2 separate regions of the Homo sapiens genome follow, and region 2 is linked to region 1. Evidence: read pairs that join two places in POLR2A ChIA-PET (ENCODE). Cell type or tissue: PC-9. All regions are shown on one strand.

Region 1 (2,500 bases):
ATCTCTACTAAAAATACAAAAATTAGCCAGGCATGGTGGTGCATGCCTGTAATCCCAGCTACTCGGGAGGCTGAGGCAGGAGAATCACTTGAACCCTAGGTAGGCGGAGGTTTGGAGTAAGGCAAGACTGAACCACTGCACTCCAGCAAGGGCGAAAGAGTGAGACTCCATCTTAAAAAAATAAATAAATAAAATAAAATAAAAAGAGACCAGCCTCAGGTGCTTCAGTCAAAACATTAAATTCTGGCCAGGCGTGGTGGCTCACACCTGTAATCCCAGCCCTTTGGGAGGCTGAGGCAGGTGGATCACCTGAGGTCAGTAGTTCAAGACCAGTCTGGCCAACACAGCAAAACCCTGTCTCTACTAAAAATACAAAAATTAGCCAGGTGTGGTGGCGGGCGCCTGTAATCCCAGCTACTCGGAAGGCTGAGGCAGGAGAATCACTTGAACCCAGGAGGCAGAGTTGCAGTGAGCCGAGATGGCACCATTGCACTCCAACCTGGACGACAATAGTGAAACTTTGTCTCAACAACAACAAAAACAAATAAAAAAAAAAACATTAAATTCTGAATCGCAGGTGACTGCACCGATGTTATTGAATTTGGCCCCATCAAGTCTTATATTCCATCACCTTTCATCCAACACACTGAGAATTCACTCCCACATGTTTCACTCCAGGCTTTGCTAATACAGATTAGCAAAACCTTCTACCTCTTTGGTGTATAAACCATACAAAAAAAAAAAACAAAAAAAACCGGTCGGGTGCAGTGGCTCATGCCTGTAATCCCAGCACTTTGGGAGGCCAAGGGTGGGGTGGGATCAGTAGGTCAGGAGTTCAAGACTAGCCTGACCAACATGGTGAAACCCCGTCTCTGCTAAAAATACAAAAATTAGCCAGGCATGGTGGTGTATGCCTGGGCTACTCAGGAGGCTGAGGGAAGAGAATTGCTTGAACCCAGGAGGCAGAGGTTGCATTGAGCCGAAATCGTGCCACTGCACTCCAGCCTGGGCAACAGAGCGAGACTTCATCTCAAAATAAAAGGCCAGGCGCAGTGGCTCACGCCTGTAATCCCAGCACTTTGGGAGGCCGAGGTGGGTGGATCATGAGGTCAAGAGATTGAGACCATACTGCCCAACATGGTGAAACCCCATCTCTACTAAAAATACAAAAAATTAGCTGGACATGGTGGCAGGCGCCTGTAGTCCCAGCTACTCAGGAGGCTGAGGCAGGAGAATCACTTGAACCTGGGAGGCAGAGGTTTCAGTGAGCTGCGATTGTGCCACTGCACTCCAGCCTGGCAACAGAGCAAGACTTTTTTTTTTTTTTCCTCAAAAAAAAAAAAAAAAAGAAAGAATTAGCTGGGCATGGTGGTGCATGCCTGTAGTCCTAGCTACTCAGGAGGGTGAGGTGAGACAGTTACCTGAGCCTGGAAGTCAAGACTGCAGTGAGCCATGATTGCACCACTGTACTCCAGCCTAGGTGACACAGCAAAAGCCTGCCTCAAAAGTAATGCCAGATCTTCCCTGGTATAAGGTTGTCAGGAAAGGATTCCTAAGACTTCAGAAAATGGGTTTGGTGGAATGGCTTCATTATACTCAACCTGCTGTTACCGGAAAGGGGTCCCAATCCAGACCCCAAGAGAAGGTCCTTGGATTTTGCACAAGAAAGAATTCAAGGCAAATCCATAAAGTGAAAGCAAATTTATTAAGAAAGTAAAGGAGGGCTGGGCGCGGTGGCTCACGCCTGTAATCCCAACACTTTCCGAGACCCAGGCGGGCGGATCACGAGGTCAGGAGATCGAGACCACGGTGAAACCCTGTCTCTACTAAAAATACAAAAACTTAGCTGGGCACGGTGGCAGGCGCCTGTAGTCCCAGCTACTCGAGACTGAGCAGGAGAATGGCATGAACTCGGGAGGCGGAGCTTGCAGTGAGCCGAGATCGTGCCACAGCACTCTAGCCTGGGCGACAGAGTGAGACTCCGTCTCAAAAAAAAAAAAAAAAAAAAAAGAAAGGAATAAATGAATGGCTACGCCATAGGCAGAGCAGCAGAGCAGCGGCATGGGGTGCTCAGCTGTTTATACTTATTGTTACTTCTTGATTATATGCTAAACAAGGAGTACATTATACATGAGTTTTCTGGGAAAGGGGTGGGCAATTCCCAAAACTGAGGACTTTTCCCCTTTTAGATCATACAAGGTAACTTCCTGATGTTGCCATGACGTTTGTAAACTGTCAAGGTGCTGGTGAGGGTGTCTTTTAGAATGTTAATGCATTATAATTAGCGTATAATTACAGTGAGGACGACCAGAGGTCATGTTCATCACCTTCTTGGTTTTGGTGGGTTTTAGCCAGCTTCTTTACTGAAACCTGTTTCTGATGGCGAAGCTCCTGGCCTTTCCCACTCAGCATCTCCATGATTCCTGCTGAAATTAGACAGCCCCGTTCCAACATCCCTCTTGTCATCTCCAACTGCTATCCTGGCTATCACCGATCTCTT
Region 2 (2,500 bases), 250 kb before region 1:
TGCATGCCTGTAATCCCAGCTACTAGGGAAGCTGAGGCAGGAAGATCGCTTGAACCTGGGAGGCGGAGGTTGCAGTGAGCCAAGATTGTGCCACTGCACTCCAGCCTGGGCAACAGGGTGAGACTCCGTCTCAAAAAAAAAAAGTCACCTGCTGGGTGTGGTGGCTCACACCTGTAATCCCAGCACTTTGGGAGGCCAAGGCAGGTGGATCACCTGAGGTCGAAAATTCGAGATCAGCCTGACCAACATGGAGAAACCCCGTCTCTACTAAAAAATACACAAAATTAGCTGGGCTTTGTGGTGCATGCCTGTAATCCCAGCCACTTGGGAGGCTGAGGCAGGAGAATCGCTTAAACCCAGGAGGTGAAGGTTGCGGTAGGCCGAGATTGCACCATTGCATTCCAGCCTGGGCAGCAAGAGTGAAACTGTCACACACACACAAAAAAGTCATCTGTAAGCTTTAAAAACAAAACAAAACAAAACAAAACATGGCGCCTCCCCAAAGCACCTTTCTATGCTCCCTTAGCAAATGCCCTCAACGCTATTGCAGCTAAGAGAATGCAGCGCAGTTCTCCCTGGCACCTGTATTCTATCCTGAGCTTGGTACACAGTAGCCACTTAAGGAGTATCAATTGAATGAATGTGTGGTGCTTACAGAATTGGCTGCTACAAACGGGCATCTCCCAGAATAATTTTTACAGATGGAGTCTTGCTGTTGCCCAGGCTAAAGTGCAGTGGTGTGATCATGGCCGACTGCAGCCTTGACCTCCTGTGCTCAAGGGATCCTCCTGCCTCAGCCTCCCAAAGTGCTGGATTACAGGTGTGAGCCACTGCATCCAGCCAAGATTATCTTCATAATCCAGAAAAATGGAAATTGCTCCAAGATGCTTTAGAAGGCTGTGCATTTTCCTCCTTTGAGGAAAGAAAATTACGGACTCCCTTTGCTGCACGGCAGGCACCTGCCCCATTGCCTCAGGAGCATCTGTAAGCTGAAGGCATTCCATCTCCAACCTTGGAGTTGATCTCCACCTCCACCCTTAACCCCATCCTTAGAGACCCCACCTCCACAGACACACACAGAAGGCTAGTGAGGGTAATTTTAATAAAGCATTAGCTGGCTGTTGCTTCTTGGGGTTAAAGATCAAAGAGGAAGGGCATCACATCTGTAAGAAAAGGAGAGAGTTCAGGAGTTTATACTTCACAATTGCTGTTTCCTAGGCCTGGGATGCTCTCTCATAGCAGGTCATCTGCTTCTTTCACTCAAGGCTCAAATGCTGCCTCTTCTCTGAAGCCTCCCTGCACTGCTCCAGGGAAAGTAGAAGTACTCTTTGTACATAACCTCTATTAACTGTGCTTCTCATGTTGTGTGCTCACTATTGCCTAGACTGCTGGTCTTGGTAAGGCCAGTTGCCCCTTAGTTGTTTGCCCATGGATTCCTGGCACATCACGCCCCACACTGGTGGGGGAGGTCTCACCTCAGGCAGGCATCACCTGAGGGTCTCAGATCACTGTTAATCTCCCTGTTTCCTATAGAAGATGCATTCCCCCACCCCCACGGTGTGACCCAGGCTTCCACACTTGGCCTTGGGTCAGGATCCTCAGGTCTCTTCCCCTTGGGCCCACGCACAACAAGTCTTCACACCTGGCTGGCTCATGCACTGTTGGATACTTTCTAGCCGAGTGGAAGCCAAGGCGCGGGCCTCCTCCGCAAAGCGGCGGTGTCCCTCCTCGGTCAACTTCCAGAGGCAAGATCGAGGCCGTGTGCTGGCCCCGCCCTGCATGCTGACAGGCACTTTCTCAAAGCTGTCTCGAAAACAGAGATTGTGACGGACAGTATTCTTCCAGCCTTCCGGGGCCGTCCGGAAAAAGGGGAAGTGCTTTCTATGGACAGGGAGGAGAGGTAAGGAAAGGCATGTTATGTCTGGGGAATGCCCTTCTCTGGGGCATGTTCTACCCAGGGGCCAGGGGCTTTAGCCCTTCTCTCCAGGGGGATAGTAGCAAGTTGGCCTGGAGTTGCTCTTTGCTAACTGAGCACGTGGCAAAGCATCCACGTGGTGCGTGGCTCACCTGAACCCTCCCTCCCTCTGAGGGCCCAGGGCTTGGACCACAGCATGAACAAAGCAGAATCAGGCCAAGCAGCTCCTGTAAGAGGAATCTTGGTTGAGGACGGACACCACTTGAAAATTCCTGTCCTGAGACATTAGGCACTTCTCCTAACACTGGGAAAGGGCCCAAGAAACTCCCTTCCTCACCCTCCTGTGAGCAGGACTATCTGAGCTAAATGGAAAATCCTTCTCAACTGGGTTCTCTGCACCCCTGGGGGTGCAGGGAGCTGTGCCAGGCAGTCCAGTCCTAGCAGAAGCAGGTGGGAACCGTTGGGGAAACCTGACTTTAGACTGGCTGATCTTCAGAGGATGGTGGGGAAACTGTTACCTGACCCAAGTGAATGTATGTTTTAAAGGAGAACTATACCCAAAGAACACTGAAAACTTGTTAAAAA

What was found. ChIA-PET counts read pairs that join two places held together with the same protein. Peaks named below come from ENCODE experiments on the same cell type or tissue, not always from the same donor. Only the 100,000 strongest peaks of a DNase experiment are listed, where the experiment ranks them.
Region 2: POLR2A ChIA-PET joins it to region 1 with 29 read pairs; 4 of 35 experiments call an interaction of 5 or more read pairs at or near these places.

Annotation. Positions count from the first base shown.
Region 1 is chr11:118,734,362-118,736,861 of GRCh38, reverse strand. No RefSeq gene overlaps it. Among named protein-coding and RNA genes, the nearest start is that of DDX6, 56 kb to the left of the region's middle. RefSeq lists a silencer at 1,768-2,062. In PC-9, no CTCF peak of the experiment used is centred here; a DNase peak (open chromatin) is centred at 1,451.
Region 2 is chr11:118,979,871-118,982,370 of GRCh38, reverse strand. It overlaps FOXR1 (forkhead box R1), which reads right to left. Exons shown (of 6, transcript NM_181721.3): 5 at 1,643-1,881; 6 at 1,084-1,163. The coding sequence ends at 1,135. Among named protein-coding and RNA genes, the nearest start is that of FOXR1, 9.4 kb to the right of the region's middle. RefSeq lists enhancers at 1,194-1,711, 1,712-2,230. In PC-9, no CTCF peak of the experiment used is centred here; no DNase peak of the experiment used is centred here.